Linked DNA regions of Mus musculus: all the other regions are linked to region 1. Evidence: chromatin loops called from intact Hi-C (ENCODE). Cell type or tissue: left cerebral cortex. All regions are shown on one strand.

Region 1 (5,000 bases):
GATCTAGCCCTGCATCTTGGCTAGCTTGGCCAAGGATAGCAAACTGTGAGCCAGGAAGTAAGAATTTGACATTCCCCTTTCAAACTAGCCCCTATGAAGAGTGCACATGCTGGGACGAGAGGCTCCCAGAAAAAAATCACAACAAAGTAAATGGAGTGTCTGGATGCAGGTGACTCAGTTGACACAAGCAGAGCCAGGAACTCTGCAGGAAGGTGGTTAACTCTGGTGAGAGCCCATCAACGCCCCGTAAATACTAGGGCCTCTTCCAGGTATCTGCAGTTTTCCGTGGCACACCGGTCTTGGTGGAGCACTGCAGATGCCACCAGAGCTGCTGCAATACTGTGGTCATGTGGGGACAGAGGCACAGACAGCCACTGAGTGAGTTGATGAAGTCTGGGCAACACAAGTTTATTCTATTTCTGGGCTTCCTTTCCACACGGCTCAGGGAAAGCTGTTGTTATTTCACTGAGTGAGATGGGGGAGAAGAAACAAGTTAAGTGTCAGCTGCACAGCGTAGTCTTGAAGAAGGTTGGCAGGAGGCAGCAGCCGTCCCAGCTGTACCACCGACACTCCAGTTCTCCCACTTGGAGTTGGGCTTCAGTGGATAGACTGTTTGCCACGTGTCTGCCTTTCCTGGCTCATGTTTCCCAACAGCCATAGATAACTTGGATGAAGTTATTAGTGGATCTGATTGTCTGCCTTCAACACTGTGTATAAACAGGCATGCTTATCTGTGTGGCTTTCTGGCTACCATTGTAAGGATAGGTAGAGAGAAGGTCTTTATTCGCTAGCCAAATATGGCATCCTGCTGTCCTTTTGGAGCAATGTGGCTTTGTCCTGGATCTTTTGGCATGAATTCTTCACAGGCTTTCAGATGTGTCAATTTTAGCAGGGAATTCTGTGGTAGATTTGGCAGGCAGAGAATAAATCAGAGGTCTATACCCTGACTGTTAAGGAGAATAGGAGGCTAATTACCAAGATTGCAAGCTCATTAACAAAGCCACAAGCCACAGAATCAGAGGTAGAGGGCACACACTCACTGTTAGTGGGACCTTATTGGTGAGAATTGCACTTTGTTTCGAGGACTTGGTAGCATGTTTTAAGGCTGGGTCAGGGTCTGCACAAACACACACACACATAAGCCCCAGTGTCTACCAGGACTTTCAGAACAGCCTCATAGCAGGCTCCCTGGCATTTTGGCATTGCTGTGGTGATATTTGGTACTGGCTTGTGAAATACAAACCTGCCCTACAAAGGCCATGCTCCTGTCAGACCATGTGAGAACCCAACATGTCCCTATTGGGGATGGGTAATTATGGAGGCCAGACTCACAGGACCCAAGGCGAGCTTTCTGTTATCCTGTGCTTTCATGTGCATTTGAAGGAGACACTGAAGTTGCATAGCAACCAACACATTTCTAGATCATGAGGAGCTCTCCAAGGCACCGATGACACAGACTGCCCGATGGCAACTAGGTTGAGACAGGAGGATGCCACTCTCCTGAATGCTTAAGGCAGGTGTTGGACATCTGTGTCTCTGCTGGATTCCATGTCTCCCAGAAGGCTCAATCAGAAGCTAGACTTTAAACCTCACCCCGAGACACAGAGTAATTACAGGGTGGGTGTGCTTTTAAGCTGGAGACAGGGGAATGAGTTTTAAAGAGGGAACGTGAGATTTCTCGATTTAGTTTACTTGAAATACCTGGTAAAGAGTTTCAGATTCTAAAATAGATGGTAGCTGACATTTGCTTAAGTTTAGAGGATGATGTAGCTTTCTTGGTCTCTGAAAAAGAGTAAAATCTACTTTAGACTCCCACCAGCCAACTTCATAGCAACATTTGGGGCTGTGAGGATGAATCTGAGGCAGGGACTGGACATTTGTGGAATGCCGGGAGCCTGGAAATCAAGCTGTGGCATGCTCCTCAGCTGAGACATTAGAATATTGTTAGGGCCCTCCCACCCCAACCCCTGTGGCAGCTCCGGTCTCTGTACAGCTCCTGCTTGCTTGCCTCAGAAACAACACACTCTGAGCCTGCAAGGAAGCTTTACATTCTTCTGAAGAGAATGCTCCCCGCCCCCCATTGTGATGAGTAAATCAAGTAGGGGTTAGGCCATGTGATGTGGAATTTTGATTTTAAATCATTTCTGACATAGTTCTAAGATAAAAGCTCCCGAGAAAGGGACCCTTGCATTGAGACACAACCTCACTGCCTGGCAGCAGCAGCAGAGAAAAATCAGAAAGAAAGCTTTGGAGCCTTTCCAGTCTCTGCCTTGCTGTTTATGTGGTGGCTATCGATTCTCTAGAAGAGGACTCATACTCTGGGCAGCAAGGAGCTATATTTATGTTAACCCGTGCACTTGATACCTCCTCACTGAGAACAATGAGGCCCATCTAACCACGAGAGGACCACACATCTGCATTTAACTGGGCTGGCCACAGAGACAGTCCGGTGTCAGTGCCTGGAGCAGGGGAACTTTGGAAGGGAACCAATTCAGAGTGCAAACTAAGAAACTGAGACTTGGGTTCTCAGGTTGGGGTGCAAATCACAGAGGACAGATTCTCTGCCAGTTGCATGTGGGCTCTCCTAGGGATGATAAGAGATGCTGTTGGCTCAGGCGCGCCACCTTGTGCTAGGACTCTGCTATCACCGTTGGCATTTAGTGGCAGATGGGGGGAGGGGGATTGTTAACATCGAGAAGAGTGGAACAGTAGTAAGGGGTAGTGAGGGAGTGGTGTGGGGTTGGGGAGAGAAGAGGTGGTAGGAAGGTTACAGAGGGAGATGGAAGTGAGAGAGGTGACAGTGGGAGGGATGGTTGTGAGGGGATGGTAGTAGGGGTGGCAAGTGGGGGGGGGGCAGTAGCAATTAATCTGTTTTTTCCTGTTCCATTTTTTCTTCTTTTCTATTTTCCTGTCTCAACTGCCTCAGCTCCCCTCTCTCCACCTGTCTCTTTGGACCTAAATAGATTTCTCTTTTCTGTTTGGAAACCACACATTATAACTATCTACACATTGTCACCAAAACCAATTTGTGCAAACTAACAGGCTTATCAGTGCCACTGAAATGAGATTAAAACTGCTTCCAGTGAAACAGATAAAAACCAGATGAATGAAGCCTGCTAATAAGACATTAAAGATAATGAGGAGAATGACTAACCGGTTGATACAGTGAGCAGTTACGAGAGCCCGCTGCTCAGGATCAGTAAACTGCTCAGAATCAGTAAAAGAATCCACCTTTAATTCCCCTTTGTCATCGAGATATGATCACATTCGCATCATCATAGTTTGGTTACTATTTATCTGTGAGAGCAACATCACACCTTTCTCTAAAGTGCTTACGGGTGGGGAGAGTAAGAGAAAGGAGAAGAAAGACAATTGCTTTGGGGATAAAGCTCTTATTCCTGCTTTTTTAAGACTGGAGGGGGATGTTTAATACCTTGTTTATGTTTGTGTGTTGGTTGTGCAGGCACACTCTTTCATTTGTTTCACCTCTGAGAGGGGCCAGCTCATAGCCAGCCTGCTTTACATTACACAGTTAGCTAATTATCACATTAACAAGCCACATGAAGACAATCTGAAAATTGCATTTCTGTTAGTAACATCTTGGGCCATGGTCACTGTAACCCTGGTGTCTGGCTTTGCGTTGCTGTGGAGAGCCTTTCCTCTATCCTGCAGCTGAGTAGATGGATCTTCCTGCCTCACTGGGTATGAGTTAATGGGGAGGGAGTGTGGAAGAGAGAGAAGTCATTTACCATTCAGTTAGAGCTTTCCCAACCATATTCAGTTAGAGCTTTCCCAACCATATGATATGCAGGCTCAGTGTTGTGCTCCCTGAAGGAAGGCAGGTGAAAAAGAACTCTGCTCTGCCCTCAGGGGCAGGAAGGGGAATAAACAGAGACTAGATGACAGGCGGACAAGTCCAGGGACTCTGTGATTATAGGAAGCACCACAGACGCCTGGAGGAGGGAGCTGCTCTCCAGAGGAGCCAGGGAAGGCTGCTCAGAGGAAGAATTCTTTGATGTGGGTATGAAAGGAAGAATGGGCTTTGCTAGAGGGAGAAGTGGTGTAGGGCAGAGATGGAGTAATTGCACAAATAGCCATGAACGGCCCTGCTGTGTTGTGGGAAGAAATGCTCGGGGAGGGGGGGGGGGGAACCTGGGAACAGCTGAGAAAGGAGGCCAGCGAAGAGGCTAGAGGCCCATGTTCCATGCTGATCTTTCCACATTTATTCTTAACAGTCAGGCTCACTCTGATCAAACCTGTTGTGAATGGATTAAAGGCAGAAATGAGTGGAGTCAGAAGGAAACCCAAGCCTGAGCCCTGAGGTAGCAAGAAGTTACCCCACTTAACTTTTGACAGGCTGTACCATCTCTACTAGCTTGCACCTTTGAGCTGAAGTTTTAGCGTTTGCTAGCCCAGGATACCCTCAGACTTTCTGGGATTACTGGAAAGTTTAGGTGTAATGCCAAGCCCAGATCCCCTATAGACTGTAGTTGGCTACAGTCACTGTAATGCCAAGCCCAGATTCCCTGTAGATGTCCCTGGCTCTGTAGTTCTTCAGAAGTTCTGCTGTGGACAGGGATTAGAGTAGGATGCTGATGGTCACAGCTAGTATGATTGTGTGTGCCCTTGCTGCTAGATGGGGAAATTGCACAAACAGCCAACAGTAGTTGGAGAATCACTACAGCATGTAGGGGACAGAGGAAGTCCAGAGTGAAAGCACATATTGGAGAGAGACACTTCCTGTCTTCAAGATGCTTTGCTGAGTGAGATGGAACTTATACATTATATAAGAGAGACAGCAAGTTAGGGGTAACCCTCATCTCAACCATCTTTCAACAGCTGTAGTGGCTCAAAACTGATGAGAGACTGCACCATTCCCAGAATGTTGGCCCCTTGAAGATGGAGATGCAGCCACTGTTGTTCAGAACTCATCACAATAAATATGTATTGAATAAACCTATTAGACATGAAGTAAACCAAGAAAGCAACGGCAATATTAG
Region 2 (5,000 bases), 85 kb before region 1:
CACAGCATCAGCACCCCTCAGCACCAGCACACCTCAGCATCAGCACCACACAGCATCAGCACCCCTCAGCATCAGCACCCCTCAGCACCAACAACACACAGCATCAGCACCCACCAGCACCATACAGCACCAGCACCCCTTTAGCATCAGCACCACACAGTATCAGTACCCCTCAGCATCAGTGCTCTTCAGCATTAACACCCATCGCATCAGCATCACACTGTATCAGCACCACACATCATCAGCACCATACAGCATCAGCATCACACTGTATCAGCACCACACATCATCAGCACCACACAGCATCAGCACCACACACCACACAGCATCAGCATCCCTCAGCATTAGGACCATGCCTCCCTGATGTTTCAATTGCTATCTTTCACTTTATCATTTCTCTTGATCATTCTAGTTTTCCTATGTGCTCAAAACTTATTTTTAGTAGCCTGTCATCAAAAGTTTATTTTTTAAAAATATTTGTTTCATTTTATTTTATGTATATAAATATTTTGCATAAGTGCCTGCACATGCATGCGTGTGTATGTGTGTGTATGTGCGCGTACGATACCTCCCCTCCCCCTCCCACAACATGTTACATGCTTGATTCTTGTGGAAGTAAAAAGAGGGCACTGCATCCTCAGAAAATGAAATTACAGATAGTTGTGAGCCACCATGTAGGTGCTAGGACCCAAACCTGAATCCTGCAAGAACATTAAGCACTTTTAACTACTGAGCCACCTCTCTGGTCCTGCAGTTTCCCTGTGCTCAGTATTTTCACTTGTCCTCGAGGAAAATCTGAATTAGCAGTCACCCTGGTAAGACAGTTCTTAATTTTTTTATTTGTATAGCACTGGCTTTGAAAAAGAAAAAGACATAATAAATACTCTGAAGCCTTTGTTTCACAGGACACACAGAATGAAGGAGAAGCCTGAAAGGGAAGGCAACAGGAGGAGATGACAAGGATCATGGGAATTATGAATGAGTTACATTGTAATGTTGGTTACATTGTAATGCTGTAATTTAATGTTGGTATCATGAATGTTTTTCTGAGGAGAGTGGCAAACACAGGTGTGCTTCCAAGGACTGAAATTCAGGCCTATTCTACACCAGTGCAGCCTGGTGGCCAACGAGTTTAACTGGGGTTACTTTATAGAAGCATGGGCAACCTATGGGCAGTGAGACCACTTAAGAAAACGATCTCTGTCCTCCCTAACTTCTGTTACCGGTCTGTAAATCCTGGCGGAGGGGTGAGATCCCATGAGCCCCTACTTTAGCAACCATTAAGAACCTATAAATTCTTGATAAAAAGTGCACCCAGCTTTATGTAGTTTCCTTTAGATAATCATCACAGGCTTTGACAGTTCAGAGGATGGTAGGTACATTGAGTTGGGAAAATGGTGTTCCATAGCAGTTGGGTTTCCAGTGAACTGTCTCTGGTTAACTGCTCCATACAGGAGTGGGGAATGGGGTAGGGGAGAGGTACAAGACAAGCTTGTCAAAGGTTTTTGCTTTATACTGAGATAAAAATGGTGGATAGCATTCTTGAGTGCATAGACTCTCCAGATACCTGCTGGCTCTTCTGTGTATGTTAGCCTCTATGTTAGCTTTCCATCATTGAGATAAAAAGCAGGAGAAAGTCCACCTAAAATGGGGAAATGGTCTCACTCTGTTGTTACTGGCTTGAGAGGGTGTGTGTGTGAGTGTGTGTGGGGGGGTAAAGCCACTTACTCCAGAGGAGCTGAGAGATGCAGGGATGGAAGGCAAAGCCTGCCTCCAGGTCTCTCAAATTTTGCTATTAGGCAACACTCTAAAAAGTTCTAGCATTTCCCAGCAGGCCAGCACTGAGGACCAAGTCTCTACACTGGCCTGTGGGGACAATGTAGATCCAAGCCCCAATGCACTGTCTGATTTTCACACCAGCAGAGGGGATGGAGTAATGGTCCCAGTGCCAACTCCAGAACAGAGAGCCAGGCCTGACTTTTAGCTCCACTGTTTACAGGCCGACTTCACGCCAGTCCCTCACCCTCTGTCACCTATAAACCTGAAATGTCAATTGCATCTGCTAATGGCTGGGAGCATTAAATTATGCTATGGACACGAAGCACGAAGCGTCTGGCTCTTCACGGGCCCTTGACATTATTGTCATTATTCCTACTTGACAGATAAGGAAATTGGGTCTCAAAGAGGTTAAGTGGCTGGCCCAGAGTCTGGTGGCTAGATCAAATTGGCACCAGATCTAATCTGACCTCTCTTAACCACTCACATGCTGACTCAGAAGCTTGTGGGTGGCTGCTGGCTACTGCTGGGCACAGCATTACTGAAGCCTACCTCAGTGAGCACCTCTCACCTGGATTCCCTTGGCATGGTCTCCTTCCAGATATTTAGCTTGGAGAGTTCTTTGAACTTGCATCTACTTGCAACACGAGGAGGCAACTGTACCAGTCACCCCATGTATTTGTTCATCTATGGGCTCACTACAGTTGTTCTTAGACACCTGTGTTTCTCAGATATAGTTAAACACAGCAAAAACTGAAGTCACTTTCTGCCACAGGTCATCTTTATTGTTGCTTTGGTGTAGGGTGTGTGTTTACCCCTCCCTGCTGTTTCTCCATGTTAGAGGGTTCACTGCAGTGTAATTCCCCTACTTCCCACCAGGTGTCCCACCCTTCCCTGATATCTGACAATCAACTGGGAAAGGAAGACTTGAAGAGGTGGTAGGAGGTAGGATTGAAGGAAGGGGGAGGGGGTGGGGGAGGTAAAGAGACATCCAGATGCTGCGTCTTATCTGCAGACAAAAGGAAGTGTTTGCCTTGTTCTTCTTTGATGCATAGTCGGATCTCTCCAGAAAGCCTAGAGAAGTCACCTTAATTCAGGGAGCTTCTATTTCTGTTAGGGAATTGGTGTCTGTCTGACCAGTCCCTTTCATCTCTGAGCTGGAGACTGCAATCTACAGTCACAGCATTCTTCTTCAGAGCCCTCATAGCCTCCCCTCCTTTCTGGCGCTCTCCTTCTTCCAGGGTCTGATTTAAAAAAAAAAAAAAAAAAAAAAAAAGACCAGAAGTCCTGGCTTCACCTGCCCTCAATATTCTTTGAGTCAGGAAAGGTCAAAGGCCAGTGTGTGACAGTGGCACTAACTAGTGTTCCTGCAGACATTAACCTAATTTGTCTTCATTTCTTATGTTAGTATGGCAGCAACTCTTCCTCATTCTGAAGCAAGACTGTCATACACTTCTCCCGGGTGTTTTTCCCGCATGCAAGCAGCAAAGTGGGGGATTTGCGCTAGCTGACAAAACTGTAGTGGCTAGAACCTTTACAATTCTAAGAAGTCCTGCACATCCCAGCAGGTGGTGAGCTCTTTCTTACAAGTCATTGGCCCCACCTTCCTTTGTTTTAGAAGATCCTGCACACCTAGGAGAGGCTGGGTCAGGAAAAGGATAGCCTATGGTCTTTCTCTTCAGTATTACCTTTTGTCCTGGGGCTCTCTGGAGCCCCCTCAGCCTCACTGTTGACACTGGATAGTTCCCAAGGCTTAAAGAAACAAGGTGAGCATGGACCTGCAAGCTGGCAGGTTGTTTCTCACTGGGTGATCTGCTGAGGGTAGAGTGTGTTATCTTTATTTACTACCAGCTTCGGCAATGGCAGCATGGGCTGTTTCCCCCTCCCCCCAGCCCCCATTGAAGACCCTGATTCTGTGTCCTGCACCTCATTATGTGCACAGCTTTTAATATCCAGAGAGTTTTTGCTAATATACATTTTCATGTGTACTGGGAACCCAGAGCTCAGACACAATGTATTATTGATAGGATTGTAATTTACTCCTCTTGGGTTGTATCTACAGTGTATACCATTAGCACAAAATATTAAATTACCAATGGTTGTATATATTTGTCTACTCGAATCTGGCTCAATGATATTTGCTTTTCTACTCAATAAAAGACCATGAATACAGAAAGCTGGATAATACTATTTTTGTTGCTGCAGTTGCATGGGAGTTTTGATTACACTATGTATTCAACATTGTGCTGAGCCATGCTTTGCAGCTAGGACAGGACACGTAGAAGACTGGGAGTTTAGATGGGAGGATGGGTGGGCAGTTCTCTCCAGCTCTTGACTCACACTGCTTCCCTGGCAGGCTGCTCTAGTCGAGTGCAAGGGCTTTTGCTTCTACAGGAGGGAATCAGCAATCTGTGCTGCCAGAGGGAGGACAGGGCAGTTCAGATCTCTGCCCGACCTGCAGAGAGCCCCAGGTCACAGCTGAAAATATGAAGCTGGGACTGGAGTGGGATTAAGGTGTGTGATGCAGAACCTTTGGTTATAGTCTCGTGGCCTAGATTACTTTGTAGTTTTTTTCTTCTGCAATCACTACCGGCCACTTTGTTTCTTTTCCCTCCTTGAGCAGAGTTACATAGAAACACAGGTATGTTTCCTTCTCTAGAAAAGAACCCAAGTTGCGGGTTGCCACGTATAAGAATATCACATCATGTCTGCCTGGTGCTTTCTTTGTTCTAGCCTTTGGATTCCTTGCAAAGCTCAAAATAGAGGCATTTACTAGTTAGCTAGCTCGAAACCCAGACTACCATGGTGCTTCAGTCAGATCCACTATGTAATAGTTATGGGTAAACATTTTCTTAATGCCTGTGGGTTGGTCTCCTCATCATTTGTGGGGCTCAGTATACAGAGGTGTGGGCTGAGTTTGACATTCATATTAATAGAAGCAGGAGGGCAAGACATTTATGATAAATGTGTTTTCCTATATTCAGTGTGAGGAACTCATGATTCCCTGGGACAGATGGTCTGGGGAGGTGAAGAGGCCACTGTGGGGCATTCAGAATATAGGGTCTCGGATACCAAAGTGACCTTTATGTTCAGTTCCTAAGAGAAATGGCAGCTATGGGCTCTATTGAGCTTAGCCCAATATGATGCAGGGCATCTTCCAGATCCAGAGGTAGGTTTTGTTTAGTGTCTGGCTTTTTTAAAAAATTAATTAATTAATTAATTTA
Region 3 (5,000 bases), 200 kb before region 1:
GTCACCAAGACGGCTCAGCAGAGAAAGGTGCTTGCAGTGCAAACTTGGCAATCCCTGAGACCCGTGTAGAGGTAGAAGGAGAGGACTGATCCCCTAAAGTCCTCTGACTGCCACACGTGACCTTTCCTACCATATACTCAATAGCGATCATGAAATTAAAATGGAGCTGTAAATGGCACTTACCATACAAGGTTGTTTTGAAAGTTAAAACAATACTGAGCACTATTATTAGAAAAGAATAAGCAATAGCTGTCACCTGTAAACATCACCATCATCATCATCACCACCACCACCATCATCACCATCAGAAAATCATCATCATCACCTTAATCATCGCCCTCATCATCTTAACCATCATCATCACTACCATGACTCTCACCATGATCACCATCACGACCACCATCACTACCATTATCATCGACATGAGGCTATGAATCTTTGTGAGAAAACAGATATGAAGAAGTGTGGTGAACAGCCTGTGTCCACCACTGTCCACTTCATCCCTCCCATCAGCACTGAGGGCTCCCACCTGGAGGGTGGACAGTATTGTGCTCATCACTGTGGGCAGGGGATTGCGGTTTGGTGTGACTTCTGCTGGAGACATTAAATATCCCCATAGGATTGGTCACAGGATAGCTAGAAGCCGCCACTGTGAGGAGCCCGACATCTGTTGGCTCGGATTCTCTGGTGTCTGTGTGGAGCAGAGTTACACTGCTGAGGTCGAGTCAGAAGTCAAATTTTCTACAAATACCTCACAAGTTTTTGATCCATCTCAAGTTTGAGAGTGAAAGAGACAGACAGATTGGCAGGGAGTCCTCTTGTCTCAGGTGCCCTATTAAGAGACCTGCATGCACGCAGGCCGGTACTGTTTAAAGCCCGGTGTTCTTCTATACTTCTTCCCATTGGTAAAGAGATTCAGTATCAGTTTACTTGGAATATTTGGCAACCATTTCCTGAAATTGAACATACCACCTGGACATCTGATCAGTAACCGTTAAAGGATGAATCATGTAGCCGGGAAAGACAGTTCAGTGAGTAAGAGTGCTCGACGTGCAAATGTGAGTTCCTGATTTCAGATCCCAGCACCAAGGGGAAGAGCTGAACAAGGCCACCTGTGTGCCTCTAACCCTATGCTGGGGGATGGGGTGGCAGAGACAGGAGGATTACAGGGGTTCACTGGCCACTGGCCTAGTTAACAAACAAAAGCTACAAAACCCATACCCAATACCACATCTTCCTCTGGCCTTAGTGTGAGTATGGGTAGGTACACTCATCCTTGCAACACACACACAGATGCACAGGCTCACATACGCATGCACACACACACACACATGCAGATGTGCATGCTCACATGCACACACACATGCATACACACATGCAGATGCGCATGCTCACATACACACAATGCAGATGCGCATGCTCACATACACATGCATACACACACAGAGATGCACATTCTCACATACACATGCATACACACACATGCAGATGTGCATGCTCACACACACATGCACACACACAGAGATGCACATTCTCATATACACACGCATACACACACATGCAGATGCACATGCTCATATACATACATACACACACGCAGATGCACACGCTCACACACATGCATACACACAGAGATGCACATTTTCACATGCACATGCATACACACACGCAGATGCACACGCTCACATATGCATGCATACACACATGCATACATACACACATGCTGATGCACATGTTCACATACACGTGCATACACACACAGATGCGCATGCCCACATTCACACACATGCAGATGCACATGCCCACATGCACATGCATACACACACACAGAGGGAGAAATGTTTCTAGTTGCTGATGTGTCTGAGTCATTGGCTCATTGCATACTAGTTCACTCCTTGCTTTATCATTGGTCTTAACCCCAAGTCTTAACCCCTGTTTCACCAAGGCAGCTTGGAGCTTTGCTCCACACATATCCCTAGGTCTGTGTTTCCCCAGCAGAGACTCAGCAAACAGCTATTAGAAGACAATGAAGCAGCAAAGACACTGGCTGGCCTGGCACGTTGTCTGGGCTCTGCTGGTCCCAGATGGCGCTCTTTACAGTGTCTGTAAAGTCCTAGGAAATCTGAACAGATTGCTACAACAAAGTGGGGCAAAGGGGAGACAAAGGACAAGGCTGAGAGGAAACAAGTTAACTCAAGCCCTTTGCTGGGCAGAGCGGCTTCAGAGACATGACAACCTGTGGTCAGTAGAGGGCAGTGTTGCCTCAGCGACTATTTTAATAACCACTTGGCCAGGCTCCAGCTGGCTCTCCAGAGCTTTGGCAGGATTGCTGGAATGGACAGAGGCCAGCCGGTCTGTCCATTTGAACAAAAGCAATAAAGAAGATAGACACCTGTGTACTTACCGTCTACATCCCATATTTCCTGTATAAAGCTTTGGCTTTTCTGTCTATCCTTCCTGCTGCTGGGGAGCCCACCCACCTTGGTGGCCACAGCAAGCGATGGGATCTTTGTTTAGTAAAGTATCTCTTTCTTTCTGCACTGTTTTGATTTTAGCTTCTGAGAAAGGGTTTAACTAGATAGCCAAGGCTGTCCTGGAACTTGTGACCCTTCAGGGTCTCCCTGGAGTGCTGGGATTGATTGCAGGGTGCCTCACTGTACCTGGCAGCATCTTTCTGGATGCCCATTATATTCTTGCTGTGAAGATGTGTCCTCCAAGCTTCTGCCTCACTGGCCCTTTCCTTCCTGGCCTCTCCATCTCCCATGTACCTCCCTCTCTGCTCTGCCTCCATATCTGCATGAGAGTGGGTGGTCTGGCTTGTGGGACCAGGTACAAAGCAATAAGGAGAGAGAAGATATGTCCTGTAGGAGCTTCCCATCTCAGGGGGACAAACTCACAGTAGCAGCACCCAGAGGAGCAGAATGGAAGAGTCTCTGCCACACTATGACCAGAGGATGAAGGCAGCTTGGCACAAGGCTCTGCTATTCTCCAGGATTTCCTTAGAGCTTTCTAGAAAACATCTCCTGCACATATCCAAACATCCTGCAAGTATTTCCAAGAGCCATTTCTTTGGTTGTCCTATTTGAGGTTCCTCAGCCCCTCCAAGATGTCTCAGTGATGCCAGACATGGTCCTCCACTTGGGAGGCAAACATCTAAGGCTCTGGGACTTGGTGATGAGCTCTGCAAACACTTGGTTTAACCAGATGCAGGGTGCCCCCTTCCAGGAAGGAGGCCATTTTCTACCACTAGGTTTCTAGAAGCCAGCATGTAGATATGGAAGCAGAGAGGACTGCCACTAGCCAGGCTATGTTGGCATTAGGAGATTAATGAGGCTGCTTCGATGAGGAATGTCTCTTCAGCCAACTGCTGGCAATTAGTCAGAGCTGAGCCTGCTGTGTTCCAGTCTGTCAGCTGGGTCCTGGAGAGAAACACCTCAACAATGGGCTGGCTCAGAAGGAAGGGGACCGGAGCTCAACCCTTACCTCAAGGTAGCAGTATGGGTCTGCACTGACCTTGAACTAAGCCTTCTCAGAACTACCAACCTGACACTGTTTGGAGGAACATCAGATGCTGTCTTTCTGACCTCCCTGCCTTTTCTTGGGGCCACAGTAGGGCTTTTAGAAGATCTCTGTGTTCATGGATCACTTTGAGACTTTGCTCCCAGACCTCCCAGAAGATTGACTATTGGCACTGCTAGACCAGGGACCACTTTGAATAGCAAGGATCTTAGTAGGGAGAGAGGAGGGAGGGAGGAAGAGAAAAAGAGGAATAGAGAGAAAGAGAAAAGGTAGACATATTGTATGTTTTATAAGTGTATTTACATATGTGTGTGTATATGAGTATGTGTGTGTATATATATGAGTGAATGTGTATGTATATATGTGTGAGTGTGTATGAGTGTATGTATGAGTATGTGTGTTTGTGTATGAGTGAGTATGTGTGAGTGTGTGTGAATGTGTGTGTGTGTGCTGGTCCTTCTTTCTCTGTAGAATAGGAATTTCCATTCTTCCTTCTCTGTCTATGAAGTGATGATAAGGACAGGATAGTTAGCACTAGTGTGTGTGTGTGTGTGTGTGTGTGTGTGTGTGTGTAGTCAGGGGTGGGGGTGGACATCATAGAACCTGGGCCTGGGACAGCTTCCTGAATCGCAGGCTATCATGAGGATGGTCCAAAGTGTCCTGAGGGGCAGCGCTGGAGAATCCCCATTTCAGGAAGGCCATGGGGCCTGGTGCTTGCAGCGTTCCCTCCCTGCCACTGAGCTGAGCCCTCATTGGCTCCTTCCCATACTTGCTCTCCTCGAAAGCCTGTCCCTGCTTCCAATCCTCCTTCTGTTACTCCTGCACCTGGTGTGACATGTGGTCATGTTTCTCAAAGTGGAAACTGAGACATCCCTAGCACTGTGCAGGTGATTTGGAACAAGGACATTGGGCTTTTTCTGCACATCTGTCTACAGGCAGAGTCCTGGTCCTCAGTCTGGGTTAGACTGCTGCTCTGAGACAGTCAGCCAGGGTCAACGTGCTGTTTAGCATCCAGATGTTTAGAAATGTCCAGACGGAGTATTTAATGTTTGTGGTTGTTTGTCTGTGTGCACGTGGACACCCGTTAGTGAAAACAAACAGATGGATAAAGAAAGCCTGCATGAGTTATTGAGCATATTGTCTTTATCACACACGGACAGACTTTCTTTTGTTCTTTCCTTCTTCCTGTTGGCATTATTGTGATGATATGCTCTGTAGAGTTGACATAAGCCAGCACTGGCCACACTGTCTGCCCACTCTCCTCAGAGGCTCTTCCGTGGAAACAGTAACTCAGCATAGCTTTCTGGAGCCACAACGTCGGTCATGGTGAACAGAGTCCCAGTCCTCCTCACAGGTCCATCCCCACGCCTACCTACTCACCTACCCACCCTCCCCTCTTCTTTTTACCCCTCCTCTTCTCTCCCTCTCTCCCCTCCTGGGGCCACAGCAGATGCACATTCAGGCACAGATGCAGCAGAAAG
Region 4 (5,000 bases), 1.1 Mb after region 1:
CATAACAGTCTTCCTTATATCTATGCCTTGGTGCCTGAACTAGCTCCTCACACTTACTATGAAGTGAGATCTGGGCCCCAACCCATAGCCTGCCTCAAACTACAGCAGAGTCTCCAAAGTCTCAAGTATAGTGACAGGGGGAGCCTATGTCTCCAGCCTTACCTTACAACCCACAAATTGTGTGTCTTGGGAAGGATATTTAAGCACAGTGACTCAGTTCTCATCTCTGTGAGGTAGGGGTGATCACCACACCTCCTGTGTATGAGGCTGATTGCAAAAGGGACTACAGAGGTTGTAGGGCCCTGACATTCAAAAGGGCTGTAAGCATCATCTCTCTGCTACTCTCTCTTGCCCAGCTCTCTTCTCTGTCAGTGGCTCACTAATACATGAACAGAGATAGTTCATTCATAGTTGGCCAAGGCCACTGCTGAGCAGGTTCCAGATAAGCGGAGTGAGTGTCACTGTGAGGAGCTCTTTGATGCCTGCACCTCTGCCTGGCCCCTCTCTTCTTGTTGATGCAGAGGCGTTTCCTCTGCTGACAGCTTGAAGACAGGTCATTTTTCTTTTCCTCCCATATAATGGCCTTTACTCTCCATTCCAACCCCTTTCCAACCTTAATGACTTTAACATATACACAGTTCTTTAAAAAAAAAAAAAGTACAAGCCCCAGTGAGCTGCTTTTCAAGCTCTGTTGTCCAGAAAAAACAACCTCAGCACATGTTCACAAGTTACTGCCTGTGATGACAGGGGGTCTTGTGCTAATTTCCTCCTGTTTGAAGCCCCACAGTGGGGGCTAGGCTGAGGCAGCCAGCAGGAAGAAAGCAGGAGACCAATTCCCTTTGCTCCTTCTGTAAACTGCAGCATTTGGGGAAGCATTTCATGGAGGACAATCTTGAAAGATAAGAGTTGTTCCTTGGGTCAGGTGGACAGCTGAGAACTATCGTGGACAGTACTGCCAAATCTTCTCTGGAAATCTGGGCTCTCTATTCTGTCCCAGGGTAGAGAAAGGAGAGAGAGCATCAAGAAAAAGTCTAACCCAAGTCATTTAAGGATAGCTGAAGCCACAGACCCTGCTGATGGAGACTAACAGGGCTCCAGGGCCCTCACCTGCCTGCAGTAAAGATTTCTCTCTGCTGCCCAAGGCTGTCTTTTGCTCTCCGGGACAGACTTCTGGTCTTGTGACCCTGGGAATAGTCAGGCAGAGGAGAAGCAAGATGTTGCTGCTTCAGCTGCCTCCCCAGTCCTCACCTGGCCCACAAATGACTGACTACAGGGTAGACATGTCAGGATGGGAGAGGACAGAAAACTGGGAGCCCAGCTGCACACCTGGCAGAGGAGTGAGGCTGGCTAGAATCCAGGATTTCTCTAATTCAGAAACAAGCGCCCCAAAGCTAGAACCTTCCCTGATTGACCCAAGACAGAAAAGTGCCTGTCTGACCCTGTCTGATTGGTGCTATTATCATCATTATTGGTAATATCACAGTCATCAGCTTGTAATTTACTAGTTTCAATGGCAAGGAGGCTTAGGGCTCCCCTGGGCCTACATGTTAAGAGAAAATTAGCTGTGGCAGCCTCCCCACCCCTCATTACTGCCCTCAGTACTGCTGCCCCTCCTGTGTTACCAGAGACTCCCTTGCCCAGACCTGGTCCTCTATCACCATGGTAGATACTTGATGGCAGGAGTCAATGCTAGGGCAAAAGGGAGGAACATTTGTGGTAGGAAGTATGCATTCCTCTCTTTGAAGGCAAGAAGACTTCAGTCCATGTCCTAAGCTAGTGGTTCTCTGGTGTAGGCATTTATCAGTCTCCTGAAGGCTCATGATGGTGCTGCTGGGATTTACCCCAGAATTTCTCCTTCGCCAAGTCTGTAATGGGGTCTGAGTATTTTATCTCCTGATGCTAATCTTACAAGTGTCTGGATAATGCTAACAATGTTGCTATTGGCCAGTTCTGAGCAATGCTTCCCCCTTCACCAGTTCTCAGTGGCTATATTTAAAGAGTTTCACAGGAACTCTTCTAATCCCCCACCCTCATAGATACAGGTGTTTATGTGTGCCTTGTCAATACACTCAAAATTGAGTTCCCAGCAAGAGAGCCAAGGGCCCAGGTGCAGTGTGAGGTGAAGTGGGGAGGTGTTGCTAGCTCTATACATATGGACCCCCATGGAGAAGGTAGAGGCACACATCACCCTAAATTGGCATTCTAGGCCTTCTCTAGGAGGCTGGGGCCAGCTATCCTGACTCACCATATATGCCTTTGTTGGAACACTGGACCCCAGCCAGACTTTCCTCCCACAGCCAGGCCTACTCTCATGCTTCCCCACCTGTTCCTGTCTCCAGCTGAGCTTCAAGCACAGCAGAATGGCAGTATTCCCATGCCCACTGTCCCCATACCCAATGGACACTCATATGCACATTATGTGCACTTTGAAGCCAGGCTTTCCAAGGTTCTTGCAATGACTTTTCTTCTGCTCTGAGAAAGCTTAGGGATTTTTTTTCCTGCAAAAACAGTGTCTAGAATCTGGCTTCTCTCTTGTCTTCCCCTTTGAAGAAAGAAAAAACACAAGCATGAGCATGTAAGTCCACAGTGTAATATAGAAGCAGTCATATGCATTCGTGTTATATCCCGGAAGCAGGGGCACATTCCACCTGGGATATGTTGACACCTCATGAGAAACCCACGGTTATTTTTAACTAACAGATTAGAAATCTCAAGGCATACTCTACATATGGGCAGCATCTAGCCCAGTAGTCCATGAACTTGAGAGTTTGTCAGACTCACCTTACAATTTAACTGCCATCACCATGGGGTTTCTAATGCAATATACTGGACTGGGGAGGGAACTGAGAACTGACATCGCTAGCAAGTTCCCAGATGAGAACATGGCTGCTGGCTAGAGACCCCGCTTTGAGACCCACTCACCCAGTTATCCAGCCCATTGGTTAACTGCTAGCTGGCCCTACAAGGGTCATTTGTCAGAATGACGTTGCCCATCCCTGGACCAGGTAGCATCTTTTCCATGTTCTTTTGAGTTCCTTTAGGGAAAAATGTGACTAGCTTGTAACTTCCATGTTACCTTGATTCAGAAGACTGTGATTACTGCAGTAAACACTCTAGTGAGGCTTATTCATTGCTACATTCCTAGAGCTCAGCATATATTCTTTTCTAATCCTCATAATAACCCTCAGGGTAGTATCCCATTTTCTAATGAGACAATGAAAGCAGGGAGATGTTAAGGTAGTACAGCTGGCAGGGGGTAGGGCAAGTCTGCAACTAGGCAGTCTTGTTCCAGAATCTGCATTTCCATCTGGTTTTCACCCAGTAAACAGTGAGGCCCTGTGTTAGATTCTGCATAGGCTAGCTAGGGAAACTGGAAAGGTGACTCACACACAGCACTACTGTGTATTAACGATGGGATAGCATGTAGGATAGCATCAAGACAGATAGATATCAGTAGTGCTGAGGGCCGGAAGTACAAGAAATGAGTAACAGCCTATGAAAGTCAGACATACATCAAAGAAAGTCAGGCATTTCAGCATGACTTGTAAACCCGAGGAATTTAGAGCTGGAGAATAGACTGAGGTTCACTCTTTGACAGCAACCAGTCTGTGTGAAGGCACTGTGTGTGTGTGTGTGTGTGTGTGTGTGTGTGTGCGTGTGCGTGTGTGTGTGTGTGTGAATTCAAGCTCAGCAGGTCCAGTGAACCATGAATTGTTTGGAACCAGGACAACTCAGATCTGGGGTACAGACGAGCTACTGGCAGCAAAGACTGGTTGAGGGTCTTGCTGCTAGCAATCTTGAAGAGCACGCTAAAAGGTCTGTCTTTTAATAACCAAGGGGAACCACTGAGGTCTTTCAATAAGTAGGGGCATATTCAAATGGACAATTATGAAAAGTCTAGGTTCACTCTAGAACATTCTATTTGCCTAGACTCCCTTCACAGTCTAGCCCACCTGAGGACATTATTCTTAAAGCTTTCCTGCTTCCATCAAAATTCTGATGATCCATCCTTGTTGGAGCCTATGTCCCTGACCCTATCACAGCTATAACCACGCTGTATATGGTCTAAGAGCTCACACTCAGGGTGGCAAAGTTTCTTGCTCCATAAGGTAAGACAGATTTTGTTATGTGCAAGCCTGGAGAAATATAGAGGTCATAGACAGCCTCTATAGATCCAAACCTGACTCTGATCAAGTATGCTATAGCCACTAATGACTCCTCTGACTTCCACCTCCTCACTTGTGAAATGGCAGACTCCTCTTTTCCTCTTGTATTTAGCAGTCACTATGACCTTAGATCAAACTAAAGCTTAAAAGTACCAAGCAGAAGTAGGGAAAGGGTCTGAAAAGTGGCTTCAGACAGGGACAAACTACCATGAATAAGAAATCAATCTGGTTCCACCCTGTAACCCCACCTAAGCCTCTAGGTGTCTTTCAATTGTCAGACTTCAGCCTCTGGTTGTCAGGCTTGGTTACACACTCTGAGGAAGATTATCTTTCTTTTTATTTTTACTTATTTATTTTTTTATTTTTTATTATTTTTTTATTTTTTTTTAAAGATTTATTTATTTATTATATGTAAGTACACTGTAGCTGTCTTCAGACACACCAGAAGAGGGCGTCAGATCTCGTTACGGATGGTTGTGAGCCACCATGTGGTTGCTGGGATTTGAACTCCGGACCTATGGAAGAGCAGTCGGGTACTCTTACCCACTGAGCCATCTCACCAGCCCCGAAGATTATCTTTCTTAACCCTCCATCAAAACTGACCTCTGCACCCCAGGGCCTTATCTCTCATTGAGTCTATGAATTGCAGTAGTACCCAATTAGCCTTCTCAGGCTTCTGGCCCATTTACCAGGAGAATGTGGGTTACTGTTGAAAACATTGTTGCTTCAGGCCTCTACCTCAGGCCTTAAAGCCAAGGGCAAAACCAAAGAAACAAGAGACTTCACCTCTTTGTTGTTAAGGGGCTTTCTTTGCCCTGATAGGATCTTTCCAAG
Region 5 (5,000 bases), 1.0 Mb after region 1:
CAAGAGACCATGTCACAGAAGGAATAGCGCTGAGCTTTATATTTAACTGGCAAAGTGGGGAGGCTTCAGACCCAACTTTTCTAAGTATTCACAAAACTGAAAATGTGGCAACAAGCTAACATAGTAATGAACTATTTTATGCTGTCCGCTGATGATGTGTTTGATTCTCTCTTGCCAAGAACTTGTGCCACTTCTCAGCTTTTCTTCAACCCATAGTAATTCACACCCTGCCCTAAATTTACAGCCTGAAGCCAGACTCTGTGCTTTGCACCTGGGTGTCAGAGTATTGATTTATTTAAGCAGGCTATTTATTTATTTTCTCATGGGGTGAGGGACTTTACTCTTTGCCAGCCTCCTCTGGCCGGTTCCCCACCCCACCCCACCCCCCTTCAGGCCCTGCTCAGCCACACCTGTCTGGTTTGAGGCCTCCCAGACTCCTCCCCATCTGTAGCTCTGCACTGCCTCACAGCAGACAGGAAACAGGTTCTGGGAGCAGAGTGGAGCCATTCCAACAAGGTCCTGCTGTCACTCAACTCACACCCAGGAGGAGGGGGGTCTTGCCCCAGGGAGGGCCTAACACTGGGTGAGATACCTCAGATATCAGCCAGGAAGGAGGAGCTGGGAGCTGAGAGAGGGAGAGTTGAATAGTTTGTCTCCGAAGGCTTGCAGTGAGAGGCAGAGAAAATTCTCCCATCATTACTGTCTTTCTTTCTCCCCTAATTAGGAGGAGTGAGAGTTCAGTTCTTCTGGGGCTTGTAGGGCAAGGATGTAATCAAGGTGAAGTCAGGCATGGCTTTTTGCTCACTGGGCTCCCTGTGGATTCCCACAAAGACAGGCAAGCACATTCACTCTAAGGGGTGCAGGTGCCCACATTGCACCCAATTATCCCATTATTTTGAAAGGCCATGAATGTGGTCTTGTGATCTGCATGCGTTTGCAACTTCTCTGCCAGCGACAGAGGCTCTCTCTATTACACACTCACACCTTGTAAGATATGGGTGATTTGGCCTTATGATTGTTTATAATAATCATGAAAACAATTATAGCATGCTCTCCATTGTGAGAAGATAAGATTCTGTACCCTCAGTAGAAAAGCAGCTCTGAAGCTTTGTTGGATGAATCTGTGAGAGGTCTCCTGTGGCAGGACTCTGGATCTCTGCTAGCTGAATGTTAAGAGGGCATGAGGCCCAGGGCCTCCTACTTCCTCAACCTGGAATAACTCCTCATCTGCATCACAACTTCTTACCCAACCATGGGCAAAGTAGGAAAGATGGAGCTATCAGACACCTGGTTCAACATATAGTCATCCTATGCTACCTAGTGACCATAGGACATCTATCTTTCTTTCTTTCTTTCTTTCTTTCTTTCTTTCTTTCTTTCTTTCTTTCTTTCTTTCTTCCTTCCTTCCTTCCTTCCTTCCTTCCTTTCTTTCTTTCTTTCTTTCTTTCTTTCTTTCTTTCTTTCTTTCTTTCTTTCTTTCGACAAAGTCTCACCTTGTCTGGCCAGGTTAGCCTCAAACTCACTATGTAATTAAGAATAACCTTGACTATGTAATTGAGAATAACCTTAACTTCTAGTCTTCCTATTTCCACTCCTGAAGTTGTAGAATTATGGATATATACCACTATGCTGGCTTATGCAGTACTGGGGCTTGGATGCAGGACTTCATGTGTGCTAGGGAGACATTCTTAACAATTAAACTGTGCTGGAGAGATAGCTCAGCAGTTAAGAGCACTGACTGCTCTTCCAGAGGTGCTGAGTTCAAATCCCAGCAACCACATGGTTGCTCACAACCATCTGTAATGAAATTGGATACCCTTTTCTGGTGTGTCTGAAGACAGCTACAATGTACTTACATATAATAAATAAATAAATCTTTAAAAAAAGTTTAGCTGTACCTTTTGGCTGTCTGCTACCTATTCTACATTTGTAATCTCAGCTCTGAGATTAAAGTTCTAAGACTCTAAGCAAATAGAATGGTACTGGGTGGACTATGCACTGTTAACCCATGGCACTGTGTTGTACTATGACAATGACAACTAAAAGGATGGTATCCCTTTAAATGAAGAAGCCAGGACAAAATGAGCACTTCCTGTAGGATCTAAGTTTCGTGTCTCAGAGGACCCTGCTTTGTTGGCTCTGTCCTGCCTATTTTTCCCCCGGCCCCAGAGGTTCCTGCCCATGAGAGCCCTGGAACAAAGTTCCCACTAATACTGAGAACAGTTGCCATCTAACTTTTTCTAAGCATTAAAGTACAGTGGCCACACAATACAAGGGACCTCCCACTTGGTAAAGGAGCTGAACAGGGAAGAACCCCCAAGGATGCAATTCACTAAGTATCAGTCTGGAGGGTCAGGCCTCTGCCTCCTATGTAATCAAAATAGGCTTGCCTGGCCACTAGGGCTATTCCAGCACAGAAAGACTTCTTGATTCCATCAGGAAAGGTGACTAAGGGGAATTTCTTTGCTTGGTTGCATTTCACCAGGAAGAATAAAAGAAGGAAACTAGAGTGCTAGGGTTGGAAGAAGGAAGCCAGTACAGTCAAGCATATGCCAAGGGAACTTTGGTGAGCCAAGCTGTTTTCTATAGAAAACCAAGGAAGATAACGAAGTACATTGTAGCAGATGGGAAGCAGACACCACCATGCATTCATGTAACACTTCCCAGTATGAGAAGTCCATTCACAGTCAGCATCTTAGTTGTTTCTTCTGAATTCTTGCAGGACACAAGGAGGAAATATTTCTACTTTATAAATGACAGAATGAAACAGAAGCACCAAGAGAGCTATCCTGGAAATACCTGATTGAATGAATAGAGTTTCCTTAGAGGGAATCTTTTCAGAAAGGGGAAAAAAAATCAAAGCAGAGCACAGGATCCTTCTCAGATGCTCTACCAGGCATAGAACAGGAGCCTAAGTCTTGGCCCAAAACAACAAGTCAGTCCACCCTTGATTCTGTAACCTCTGACCTGGCAGGCAGTCCCAGGGTCCTGTTGGTGGTTCTGAGTGCCACTGCCCAGGAGTTTAGAAGATACTCTACTTTCAGAAATGCTCTTAGATGAATGGAGGAAATGGGGGAGGTAGGTTAGGAAAGAGGATGAAATATACAGGGACATGAGCTCTGCCCATGGAAGGTTTAGGGAAAAAGGAGAGAGAAAGCCCACTGTGTTTGATTTGGAGCCTTAACAAGTTTGCTACTGTGTAAAGGGCACAGGAAAGTGAAATTTGCAAGGGGAGGAGCACAGGAGGGGGCAGGGTGAAGTCTTTATGAATGGTGCTGAGAATCTAGAGCAGGTGCCCAGCTCCTGTGCTGCCTCTGGCCCTGGGCCCCATTGCCCAGGCAGAGGCCTTCCACTCGAGTGGCCCAGCAGCCTCTCATTTCCATTCATGGGACTTGGCCTCTCAGATGGATGCCTTTGTTGCCAACAGTATGTGTGTGGAGGAGGAGGGGGTGGAGGCTACTATTTCTGCTATGGCTGCCTGACAATGTCTGCAGGGTGAGGTGAAAGTGAGGTAGAGCTTCAGGACACGAAAGGCCTACCCACAGGGGGTACCATTTTACTGCTGGTTTGTAATCTGAACAAGAGAAAAAAAAAATGACACTCATCTCAGGGCAGAGATTGGTCAAGTGAGAAGTGCCATGACAGAGTCAGTTCAGGGAGCCAGAAGCATGCCTGAAAACAACTGGTGTGCTGTCCAAAGATGGCCATCAACACCAGCAAGCAAGAGCCCACTCACCTCCTCCAAGGTTCACTCACGGCTCCCAATCCCAGCCCCCATCTCACTCCAGGCCCCTTGATATATGCATACACACGCTCCGGGCAGCAATTCCATGCTAAACATTGACACTTGCCACCCCCAGCTTGCAGAGGAACAGACTTAATGTAGAAAGCCTGCCAAAGTGTGGCTGGCTTCCAATACCAAAAATACCTCCTCCTATGATCCAAGGGGCTACCGAACTGGCATCTGTGTGTGGGGTTGAGGCTGCTGTTATGACAGAGAGAACTCCCATAGGGATGGGCTAGCTGCCCATTTGGGACCATCCTCCCCCAGCATACAGGCTTGCTTGCTGGTCTCTTCCTAGAAGATAACCTCCTGTTCTCTCTTACTTTTCTCATCATCTTATCTATGTCAGTCATGTGGTGACAGGGAAAGAAAAGGCCTGGGGACAGGAACAGCAATGTAGCTACTCATGACTGTGTCAGGGTAAGGCTTAGAGATCACTGTGTGGCACAGTGGGTATGAATTCCTTGGAACTTGCAACAATTTCCAAAGATTAGAAAAACCTTTATTTGATGGGTATTTATTAAATACTTGTCACTTGCCTAAAAGTGTGTTGGACTATAGATGTCACTCGTGAGCACCTCCCACTCCCCCCCAAGCTTGGCAAGTCCCCCAAGGGCTAAGATTTCACATCAACTGGGCAGGATGAGAAGGAAATACCAGGGGCCAGATAGATAAAGAGAACTTGAATCCCCAGAAAGCCAGCAGAGCATGGGGGTATGGAGTCTGTTGGCTATTTATACAGAAAAATAGAATGCCACTCAGCCACTTAAGAATGGAAGCCTCCCATTTGTGGCAGTCCATGTACTCAGAGCATTTTATGTCAACTGAGTGAAGTCAGGCACAGAAAAACGTGTGCAAAGGCCTCACAGAAGTAGAAAGTCCTAAAGTGGCTGCCAGAACCTAGAGGGTGATGGAGGAGTTGGCTAAGTCACAGTTATAGCTGGATAGGAGAGTCTATAGCATGGTACGGCTACTACAGTTAACAATAATTTATTATGTGTTGCAAAATAAATAATAACTGTTTGAGGTGACAATATGTTAATTACTCTAATCTGATCATGACATGTTACATATAGTGAAATGTCACATTACACCCTATAAATATGTACAATTATTATGTATCAACTAAAATTGTAAGTGTTCTAAAGAGATAATTATGTACTATATACAGTTCTACTGAAGGAAGAAATATAATAAAGTTGCTCTTATTACTTTG

The links. A loop is a pair of places that touch in the nucleus more often than their neighbours do. Peaks named below come from ENCODE experiments on the same cell type or tissue, not always from the same donor. Only the 100,000 strongest peaks of a DNase experiment are listed, where the experiment ranks them.
Region 2: it touches region 1 in a loop (7-fold over the local background); 20 of 42 quality-filtered maps call a loop at or near these places.
Region 3: it touches region 1 in a loop (6-fold over the local background); 18 of 42 quality-filtered maps call a loop at or near these places.
Region 4: a loop joins it to region 1, with 2.9 times the contacts of the local background. A loop is called at or near these places in 2 of 42 quality-filtered maps.
Region 5: a loop joins it to region 1, with 5 times the contacts of the local background. A loop is called at or near these places in 6 of 42 quality-filtered maps.

What each region holds. Positions count from the first base shown.
Region 1 is chr1:193,586,610-193,591,609 of GRCm38, forward strand. No RefSeq gene overlaps it. Among named protein-coding and RNA genes, the nearest start is that of Gm31870, 66 kb to the right of the region's middle. In left cerebral cortex, a CTCF peak has its summit at 2,625 (motif pointing left); DNase peaks (open chromatin) are centred at 491, 1,457, 1,659, 2,237 and 2 more places; H3K27ac peaks cover 2,550 bases.
Region 2 is chr1:193,501,468-193,506,467 of GRCm38, forward strand. It overlaps Mir205hg (Mir205 host gene), which reads right to left. Exons shown (of 3, transcript NR_166150.1): 3 at 4,993-5,000. Among named protein-coding and RNA genes, the nearest start is that of Mir205, 3.6 kb to the right of the region's middle. In left cerebral cortex, a CTCF peak has its summit at 2,640; DNase peaks (open chromatin) are centred at 2,650, 3,198 and 4,101.
Region 3 is chr1:193,384,067-193,389,066 of GRCm38, forward strand. No RefSeq gene overlaps it. Among named protein-coding and RNA genes, the nearest start is that of Camk1g, 16 kb to the left of the region's middle. In left cerebral cortex, a CTCF peak has its summit at 2,249 (motif pointing right); a DNase peak (open chromatin) is centred at 2,276.
Region 4 is chr1:194,679,922-194,684,921 of GRCm38, forward strand. The region is part of intron 3 of Plxna2 (plexin A2); the gene reads left to right. Among named protein-coding and RNA genes, the nearest start is that of Gm46202, 37 kb to the right of the region's middle. In left cerebral cortex, no CTCF peak of the experiment used is centred here; DNase peaks (open chromatin) are centred at 2,293 and 3,358; H3K27ac peaks cover 2,802 bases.
Region 5 is chr1:194,610,254-194,615,253 of GRCm38, forward strand. No RefSeq gene overlaps it. Among named protein-coding and RNA genes, the nearest start is that of Plxna2, 7.1 kb to the right of the region's middle. In left cerebral cortex, no CTCF peak of the experiment used is centred here; DNase peaks (open chromatin) are centred at 2,592, 3,436 and 3,901; H3K27ac peaks cover 1,222 bases.